Linked DNA regions of Homo sapiens: region 1 is linked to region 2. The links are chromatin contacts, found by Hi-C or POLR2A ChIA-PET in ENCODE. All regions are on one chromosome and are shown on one strand. The core of a region is the stretch at or near the end of the contact, and the rest is flanking DNA. Distances in the headings are between cores, read along the strand shown.

Region 1 (5,393 bases), core at 2,498-4,997, 46 kb after region 2:
GACCTCCCCTGCATGTGCAGATTCAGGCACACACTGCCATCCTACTCCTTCTAAGTGCCTGGATTAAAACAGGCCTAAGAACGATTCTTGAGTTGCATAATGACCAAGCCAAGCTTGGGTTAAGCCTCTCATTCCTCCTCCTTTTAAACAAAACACTTGAAAGGGACTATACGATTCAGAAGTACAGACACTGGATAAAAGCACTTTTGGAAGAAGAGTAGAGAAATGTTCTTCAGCAACAGTTGTCCATGGCATTAGATCCAAGTATTTAAGGCATGGGTAGTCATCTCTAGGCCCAAACATGCTACGATTTCATTTATTCTGTAGGTTGTGAATTGTGTTTTCCTAAAGAGCAGTTAAAATTGAGTTGGGAGGGAAGTGTGACTCAGACGAACAGAAAAGAGATGGGGTGAGAACAAAACCTTTTCCATATGAAACATATTAGAGGCATCAGACTTCTGGGGACACTTTGACCTCATCTTTACCTTTGTGAATTTTCTGTCTCATTTTTACTCTCCCGATGTGTTCCACCTGTTAACACAAGGCAAAATATTTTCCTTAGATGAGTAATATGAAGAAATGAGCCTGCTGTCAAGTTTTGCTTGGTTTTTAATACATCCTCTTTTTTAAATGTCCATGTATACCACTAGCCAATCAGAGTTTCAAATATACCGTGGGATTTTCACTTTACCATGAAGTTTTTAGAATATACTTTTTGCCTAGACTTGGTAATAAGTTTATCCTTCATTGGTTATACAGGAAAACTCTTCATTGTGACTTAAACAGGGTTTCTCAATCTCTGCACTGTTGGCATTTTCAACCTGATAATTCTTTGTTGTGAGAGCTGTTCTGTGCCTTTTTGCATGTTTGGCAGCCTCCTTGGCTTCTACCCACTAGATGCAAGAAATATCCTTCCCCTATCAGCTTTGAAAACCACAAATGTCCCTAGCCTTTGCCAAATGTACTCTGGGTGGCATGTCTCCCCTCACACACACCCCCATCACGGCCTTCCCACCCCTATTGAGAAAAACTGGCCTCTGGCTTCAAGAAAAATCCTTAAAACATGAAAAGGAGATATAAGACACTGATTTGAAAGATCAAAATCTTTGGTTCCCAAGTATGTCACTATTTGAAGAGTATTTTAATAGAACCTATTCATTGTCTATCGAATTGCTATCCCCCCATCCTTCCCTAATTACATGGTAGGCTGATCCATTGATCTCTGAGTTGGTAGACTCCTCCCTCAGCCCTGGGAGAGACTGTCAGTTATGAGGACACCATTTTCCTTTGCCAGTGATTGGTCAAGGGATGGAAGTCATGTTGCCCATTTCTAGACAATGAGACATAAAACAAAAGTTTAGGGAGAAACTCCTCTTACAAGATTAAAAATGATGATGATAATAATAATAATAGAAGAGTCTCAGCCAGACATGGTGGCTCACCCCTGCAATCTCAGCAATTTGGGAGGCCGAGGTGTAGGATCACCTGAGGTCAAGAGTTTGAGACAAGTCTGGCCAACATGGTGAAATATCATCTCTACTAAAAATAAAAAAAAATTTAAAAAACTCTTTTAAAAAACCATTTTGCCATCCTCTATCTCTCTCTCCTCCACTATGATTCCTGCCTTCGAATGTAGTTGTATTGCTTGGAGCTTTAGCAAACATCTTACAATTGCAAGGAATTAAATAAAAGAATGAAATGTTAACAGCTTAAGGAAGGTAGAGCAGCAGGAACAGAAGAGCTCAGTCCTTGGTGCCATTCTTGAACTACTGAACCGGTCTTAGAATGCCCACCCCCAGCATGTTCATTACTTGAGATAATTCAACACATCTATTACCTACATCAATGATTGGCAAACTATGGTATGTGGGCCAAGTCCAATAACTAAGAATTACTTTTTTTTAAAAAAAGGTTGTTAAAAAGAAACAAAGCAAGAAGAATGTATGACAGAATATATATATGTCCTACAAAGCCTAAAATATTTACTATGTGACTCTTTACAGAAAAAGCTTGCCAGTCTCCAACCTGAACCACTAATAGAGGATGTCTTGCAGGTTTGCAGCCCAAAGCATTCCTAATACAAGTACTAATATCTTCATTTTAAAATTACAGAAACTGAAGCTTCACTTGGCCAATAGTAGGCTCAATTAGACAATGCAAATACAAATTTGTCATTATTACATTATTTATTTATTTTCTTTGTGAGACAGAATCTCGTATATCACAGCTCACTTCAGCCCAAACTTCCCAGGCTCAGGCGATCCACCCACCTCAGCCTCCAGAGCAGCTGGGGACTATAGGCACATGCCGCCATGCCTGGTTAATTTTTTTGTTTGTTTGTTTGCTTGCTTATTTTGTAGAGATAGAGTTTCACTATGTTGTCCAGGCTGGTCTCAAACTCCTGGGCTCAAGCGATCTGCCCGCCTTGGCCTCCCAAAGTGCTGAGATTACAGGCATGAGCCACTGGGCCTGGACCATTATTTTAATTCATTGTAAAGTTAAGCCAAATTGAGGCATCGTAAAAACATTCAACAAACTTTTCTGTCCCGTAGGGCTTCAAATAATATTTCTATTCTAGGCTTGATTTTTTTTTTTTAATTATACTTTAAGTTTTAGGGTACATGTGCACATTGTGCAGGTTAGTTACATATGTATACATGTGCCATGCTGGTGCGCTGCACCCACTAACTCATCATCTAGCATTAGGTATATCTCCCAATGCTATCCCTCCCCCCTCCCCCCTCCCCACCACAGTCCCCAGAGTGTGATATTCCCCTTCCTGTGTCCATGTGATCTCATTGTTCAATTCCCACCTATGAGTGAGAATATGCGGTGTTTGGTTTTTTGTTCTTGCGATAGTTTACTGAGAATGATGATTTCCAATTTCATCCATGTCCCTACAAACGACATGAACTCATCATTTTTTATGGCTGCACAGTATTCCATGGTGTATATGTGCCACATTTTCTTCATCCAGTCTATCATTGTTGGACATTTGGGTTGGTTCCAAGTCTTTGCTATTGTGAATAATGCCGCAATAAACATACGTGTGCATGTGTCTTTATAGCAGCATGATTTATAGTCATTTGGGTATATACCCAGTAATGGGATGGCTGGGTCAAATGGTATTTCTAGTTCTAGATCCCTGAGGAATCGCCACACTGACTTCCACAATGGTTGAACTAGTTTACAGTCCCACCAACAGTGTAAAAGTGTTCCTATTTCTCCACATCCTCTCCAGCACCTGTTGTTTCCTGACTTTTTAATGATTGCCATTCTAACTGGTGTGAGATGATATCTCATAGTGGTTTTGATTTGCATTTCTCTGATGGCCAGTGATGATGAGCATTTTGTCATGTGTTTTTTGGCTGCATAAATGTCTTCTTTTGAGAAGTGTCTGTTCATATCCTTCGCCCACTTTTTGATGGGGTTGTTTGTTTTTTTCTTGTAAATTTGTTTGAGTTCATTGTAGATTCTGGATATTAGCCCTTTGTCAGATGAGTAGGTTGCGAAAATTTTCTCCCATGTTGTAGGTTGCCTGTTCACTCTGATGATAGTTTCTTCTAGGCTTGATTTTATAAATCAAAATAGACAAAGCCTCCTGATGAAACACAATGTATTCAGTAGATAATTTCAAAAGGGGCCAGACTGTCCCAACACTACCTAGAGCACTGAGGCATTTCCTGCACTAGGAAATCAAACCTAGAGACTCCAATGAGGAAAAGACATTACAGAAAAACATTACGTAAACATACTCATTGATGTGATAAATTACCTCTTCTACATGCTGAAATAGTTCTTGTACTTCCTGCTGACTCACTCAGAGGGAATTCTCAGTGTAAAATATTCAAAGCTTTCCTCCTTTAACTCTATGCCCCAGGTTAATACTAGCATTCTCAGTGGGGCTAACATGTTCTGTACTACCTTAGTAAAGGGTTTAAATATTGACCAACTGATGTATACTGAGAAAGTCAGGTCCAGAAGATGACACACAGAGCCCATTGCAGAAAGCCCATGAGTGTTGTACAAGTCACAATCAACCACCCCGCAACATCTAACCATGGAGCTAGGATTGAACATTGAATCACTAGCAGGGCCTGACTTTTCTCAGTTGATCCAACCAGCATTTATTTGCTTTATATCCCAATGCCTATCCCAGTGCCTGACACATGGTAGGTGGTCAGTAAGAAATGCGAGCCCTCAATCTACACCCGGTACTGGTTGTGCTTCAGTGTTGGGTTGGTTTGTCGGCAGAGTTTGACCAGGTTCATCCATGTCTCCCAAGCAGCACATTTGTCCACTGGCTCGGCCACTGGAGAAGACATTTGTTCACACTGCAGGGCCCTGAAAAGACAGACTGGGGGGCTGCTGGAGCTTTGCAGAAGGGGTGTCACTGTGACAGTGGGAACTTTATGCTCCTTTGTGGCCTATGACTTGGGGTTGTGTGTTCCGGATTGGTCTGGGGCTTGATAAGGGGTTTTGCCTTTTCTACCTTCTGGCTCAACAACCAGACACACATGGCCACTGCAGCCACTTTCAGCACGAAGACCACGGCAGCCAAGGGTATGATGACCATCAGAGGGTAACTGCTCTCTCTGGGCTGTGTGGGTGCCCAAAAGCTGACTATTAGTGGTGGCTGGTGGCCAAATGACCTTGATGGCAGAAACTCTGCCATCCACACTGGGCTCTTCACCACTGTGCTGTCCCCAGGGATCTGCTTTCTGCCATCTGGTCTGGGTCAGTTTCCCTAAAGTTTCTGTCTGTGCCACAAGTCTTGAGGAAATCATAGGCTTTTCCTGAGAGAGAACTGGGGTTACAAGGTTGTCTCCAGTGACAAATAAAGGAACACCTGGTGTAAATGTTTGGAAAAGTGAGGGGTCAGGCGGCACTATGGTGAAGGGGAGATAACATATCACTGGCTGTACATGATCTGGCCTGAGCAAGAAAGTGAAGAAGTCATTCAGCATCCCCACGCCTGTGGGTGGAATACCAGCCACCCTTGGTCAATGCCCCTCTGAGTGAATACAGTAGCCTCTTCTATCACTGTGCTGTAGAACCCCTCTTCATCCCAGCCTTCTATGTACAGGGGGCTCTGTCACTTCAAATTTGGGATCACTGTCAGTCATATTAGCAAGCTCGATAGTATCGGGCGAAATTCATCCCAAATATTTCACATAGGTTCTTTTCTATTTTCCCTAAGTGTCGGCCAGTCTGAGAAATAAAGGGACACAGTACAAAAGAGAGAAATTTTAAAGCTGGGTATCCAGAGGAGACATCACATGTCAGCAGGTTCCATGATGCCCCCGAGCCATAAAACCAGCAAGTTTTTATTAGTGATTTTCAAAAGGGGAGGGAGTGTACAAATAGGGTGTGGGTCACAGAGATCACACGCT
Region 2 (5,239 bases), core at 52-2,551:
GTCCACAGTTGCTTCTGAGATAAGTTATATTTAAAAAAAAAAATCAGGACAGCATCTTAGCAGGTAGTAAGTGCTAGAACAATTTTAGCCATGATTATTAATGTATATCTACACAGTTACTAATCCTAGTCATAACAATTCTTTGAGGGAAATATTGTCATCATCACTTTGCATATGAAGAAAACAATGCTCTGAGAAGGCAGGTCACCTGCTGGCCAGCGCAGTTCCTTGGACAGTGGCGGGCCTCTTGGTGCCACATCACAGCTTCTGTTCATTCACATTCTGTTCATATCACATTCTGTTTAGCATGAATGTGATGTGAACATCATATCTACCATCTACCTGGTGAAACTGATGATCACCTTTCCAGGCCTGTCATTTTCCCAGTTAGATATTGACAGGCCAACATCTCAATTACATTGCATTTAGTCTGCCTGGAGTTTTTCCTAAGCTCTAAATGATTGTCAGAGAAAGGAAAGCTTGGGTTTAGCCACCGTTGGCATCTCTTTAATTTTGATCCTAATAGGTACTCAAATCTGCAACACTTGCAAGATTTTTTTAAAATTTGTCTTAACTTTATTCTTTATTTTATTGTGAAAGAGTAAGTACGCTAGCCTAGCTCCAATCACAGCAGAGTTGAAATAACCCTCGCCTTGGAGCGTTTTCCATGACCAGCCCTCCACCACCTAGCTTTTATTTCCTGTGGTGAAATGAGATGATTCACAATGCTCACACAGGCTGTGCCATTCTGCCCCTGTGAAACTTTTTTCTTCTGCTGTGATCTGGAACCTCTTGATTTAAAATGCATAGAATCCCTGCTGGCAGAGCAGGTTAAACCCAGCCTAGACATTTTAAGATTTAAGCCTCAGCTATCTGGAAGAAAACTAATGGTGAGTCTGGACTCATACCAGAACAATTTTAGGAGTTCTATACTGGTACTGAAGCAATCTTGCTGGACTGCTTGGAAATGAATCTGTTATGTTCTGAATTCTGTTATCTTGGACAAGAGATTTATCTTCTCTGGGTCTCAATTTCATTCATCATTCACTCACTCACTTGTTCAAGAAAACTTCTTCGACACCTACTCAGGCAATAAAAGTCCAAAGTAGAATTAGACTCAAATGGCATCATTGAGCATAGCTCTAGAATAAGGATGTTGAAATAGATGATGACAGAAGTTGCTTCCAAATCTAACTGTTGACAAGTAGAAGATTCCATATGTGGAATAGGTTAGTAGGGTTCTTTCTCTGTCTATCATACAAGCTCCCCTGGGATGTGGTCTTGCTCCATCCTGGAACTGGGAATGGTAGGAAATGGCAGTGATTCATACGTGCATGCTAAACAACCATCTCTATTGCAAAAGCCCCTGTCCCAGGCAGAGCAAAGGTCAACACAGCTGACCTGAAGCAGTTTGAATAAATAGGCAAGATCTCAGTCATTGTTCTAGGGATGGCTCAGCCCTCTAGATTGAGAGATCATCAGTTTTCATTAAAGTGTTAACATATTTTTGAAGGGATGCAGTTTGCCGGTGGACATCTGAAACTGGGTGCAGAGTTAAAGAGTGCCACATGCCACTGCATCTGCTTCAAATTATGTTCTCCAGAAGACAAAAATACAGCTCCATGAGTCTAAAAATACATCTTAGCTGTTAGCCAAAAATGCATTTATTCTTGGATTCATAAAAATGCAGGCCATGTGAAATATGTGGGGGGCATGCACTCTCATAGAAAAAAAATTGACCAAAGAGAAGAAAAAGTTAATATAAACCTTAAGTATCCTTTATTGAAAGAAAGGGGAGAAGGTGGAAATGATGAGGCTTTGGAGTGTGACTGGGAAGCGGAACTAGGAAAGCTGTGTCTTCAGGGGGAAGAAGGCTGCTAGGACCAGGCTGCCTTCTGCCCCCATCCCATCCACAGGAAGGCCCTGAGCAACTGTGGATTGGGACTTCACTTCTGCCCACTTGGGGGAATTAGTAAAGCCAGTGGCAAGGACCCATCGCAACCCCAAATCTTGGCATCATGGTCTGTGCAGAGCTTCTCCAAGAGTCTGTGATTAGGAACCAGTTTGTTTGTTTTTTTCTTCCAATTCATGTGGACCAAGATTTTTATAAAATATAATAAGAATGAATTACTTTAAAAAAAGAAATAAAAATGACATATAAAAGAAGCCCCATTTTAAAATTAATAGATTAACAGATATAAAATTATCTTTCAAAATCAGAATGAACATGGTAAAAAAGGAAAGAATTACCATGAGACATTTCTCAACATGTAGTCTCAATATCTGCATTTATTTCAACATGGATCAGGAACAGTCTGCGCAGCCCACATTCAATAGCACTGGTGTGGCAGAGTGTGGATCTGAGAGGTTTTCAGCCCAACTCCACACTTGCTAATGGTGTGCCATTGGCCACATAAGCCTTTCTAAGCCTCTGATGGAAGAATAGCGGTAAAGGTCAGCTATTATTTCCATTACCATCTATATTAGTTTCCTATTGCTGCTGAAACGAATTACTACAAATTTAAAGGCTTAACACAAATGTATTCTCTTATAGTTCTAGATGTCAGAAGTCTTAAATTGGTTTCCCTCAGCTAAAATCAAGGTGTCTCTAAGGCTGTGTTCTTCCTGGAGGCACTAGTGGAGAATCCATTTCCTTGTTTTTTCCACCTTTTAGAAACTACCCTCATTCCTTGGCTTGTAGCTCCTTCCTCCATCTCCAAAGTTGGTGGCATAGCATCTTCAAATCTCTCTTTGGCTCTCACCTCCTCTTCTTCCCTCTTCCACTTCAATGGACCTTTGTTGTTATAAAGTCCACCAGTATATAATCTAGGAGAATTCCCTTATATTAAGGTCAGCAGATTAGCGACCTTAATCTGCAACATTAATTCTCCCTTGCTGTGTAATATAACATATTCCTATTGAGCATATTCAAATTCACGGGGATTCAGATGTAAACATCTTCAGGGAGGGGGTCATTATTCTATTTACCTCATATCTGATGTCATTTACTCAGCCACATTTATTGAACACTCACTCCACACAGATAGAGTTCTAGGCTTAAGGAATATAACCGGATAAAGGCTGAGATAGGCCCTGAGTTACAGAATATGTTACTGAAGAAGACCAACATTACACAAATTATTAAGTACTAAAAAGGAGAAGTATAGAGTATTATAAATGCATTCATTAGAAATCTTGATGTCAGCTGAGGGGGAAAGTGTTTAATAAATATCTATAGATACAGGGCACTACTCTGCATGTACATTAACAAAATAACATAATTTAATGAAAAGTATTATAACAATTGTTTCAGACCACTTATATCAGAAAAACTTGGGAATTTTATTAAGACTATCAAGATTTCAGAATATGAAGCCCAGAAATTTACATTTTATGGAAACACATTTATATTTGATACATCTACTACCTCACTGCCCTCCCTCTTCCCCTCCCCACACCATTCGCGCAATGAGTCCTTTCCACAGTACAGTCTGAGAATCAGGATTTTAGTGTAGTTTCCCAAGCTTGCCTAATCAAGAGAACCACTGAGGCTTGCAGACCAGGTGCCCTCTACCAGGCCTACTGAATTAGATTATTTAGGAGGGGCATCTGGGACTCTGTATTTAAAGGCATTTACATAAGTCTTACGATCTGACAAGTTTGGGAAACACAAGTGTAGTAAAAACCAAAAAATAAATAAATAGCCAGTGGCCAGGGAATCAAGAAGTTTAGCTTCTAATCCCAGGTCTTCTACTTTATCACCTCTCAGAACTTAAGGATCTACATTTGTAATATTCAAGCAGTCATTCTTGAATGGGGAGATTTTGGCTCCCAGGGCCAAAATTGGGCCTTGTCAGAAGACGTTTTTGATTGTCATGACCATGGGCGAGGAAGGGAGGTGATACTGGCATCTAATGGGTAAAGCCCAGGAATGCTGCTAAACATCCTACCATGCACAGGGCAGCTCCCCACAACAAAGGATTATCCCAACCAACATGTCAACAGTGCAGAGGCTGAGAAACACCACATAGAAGTGATTTGTTAGGAAGTGTTCCCAGGTAGAATCCACAAGGGAGAAGGAAAAGGAAGGATAGGAGGCCAATCAAGGGTGAGGTGTCACGCTAAGTCCCATAGGGAGTCTCTGGAAACAGTGCAGTTCTCACTGAAGTTGTCCTGATGAGCGGCAACAGAGCTGGGGGTATTTATACCCTTGTGTAGGTCAGTCACTGATTGAGGACTGCTCCCTGTTTCAGTTCTCTAAGTGCAGGCAAAGCAGGCTCTGGAGCCTTTTTGGGGACCACCCCAGTCAAAGCCCCAGGTACAGGCTATTGTGAGTAAAAGAACACAGGGGGCCTGTAAGGGAGATTCCTAACCTAAGGCAGAGCATTGACAGGCTCAGCTACACAGGAGCAGTAGTTTTCCACTGCTGCTTTTTCACTGCACATCTTTAGTAGATAGAATGCTTTTCCTGGAAGTTCAATATACAGCACTGCTAAAAAGACATGCTGGTTAAAGAAGAGGAGAGTGAAGCCTGTCTCCTTCTCCTAAGTTCCTCTTCCCCAGTTCCTCCTCCCTTGACTTAAGAGACTCTCCTCCACAGACTTAGAGCTTCTTGGAAGACACGTATTGGGCCACCGCATTAGCCTACTGGGGCTGCCATACCAAGTACCACAACCTAGGTGACTTTCACAACAGAAATTTATTCGTTCACAGTTCTGGAGGCTAGAAGTCTAAAATCAACAGGGCCATGCTGTCTCTTTGAAGACTTAAGGGGAAGATTCTTCCCTGTCTCTTCCAGCTTCTGGTGTTGCTGGGAATTCTTGGCATTTCTTGGCTTGTTCATGGCCATCTGCTCCCTGTGTGCTCACATTGTCTTCCCTCTGTGCATCTGTGCCCACATTTCCTTTTCTTATAAGGACTCCAGTCATACTGGATCAGGGCCCACTCTGATGACCTCATTTTGACCCAATTACCTCTTTAAAAGCCCTATTTCCAAATACAGTAACATTCTGAGGTATTGGGGATCAGGACTTCAACATATGAATCTGGGGAGGAGACACAATTTAGCCCATTACAGACACAGTTTCAAACATCCTTTGCCTCATTAAGCTTTAGTGTCCAATGGTTTTATATTAAGAGCTTAATCATCCTTCAATTGTATATTCTTAAGTATTTGTGTGTTAGATTAGGTGGCTTGAACACTATCCTCCAGAAGTTATCACCTTTAGTGGACCCCAAG

What was found. Hi-C counts contacts between places; a loop is a spot of excess contacts on that map. ChIA-PET counts read pairs that join two places held with the same protein, here RNA polymerase II (POLR2A). Pooled maps may share reads with other maps.
Region 1: a map of ascending aorta shows a loop between it and region 2 (2.0-fold over the local background). The contact joins two enhancer-like sites. A Hi-C loop is called at or near these places in 2 of 168 maps with a recorded cell type or tissue (IMR-90 and ascending aorta), 1 of 37 single-sample maps with no recorded cell type and 10 of 50 pooled maps. POLR2A ChIA-PET finds 5 or more read pairs at or near these places in 1 of 52 experiments (activated CD4-positive, alpha-beta memory T cell).

Annotation. Positions count from the first base shown.
Region 1 is chr5:54,803,849-54,809,241 of GRCh38, forward strand. No RefSeq gene overlaps it. Among named protein-coding and RNA genes, the nearest start is that of LINC02998, 62 kb to the left of the region's middle. Within about 2 kb of position 3,748, at least 2 of the 41 ENCODE cell types and tissues checked have a DNase peak (open chromatin) inside an H3K27ac peak, as active enhancers do.
Region 2 is chr5:54,759,995-54,765,233 of GRCh38, forward strand. No RefSeq gene overlaps it. Among named protein-coding and RNA genes, the nearest start is that of LINC02998, 18 kb to the left of the region's middle. Within about 2 kb of position 1,302, at least 6 of the 41 ENCODE cell types and tissues checked have a DNase peak (open chromatin) inside an H3K27ac peak, as active enhancers do.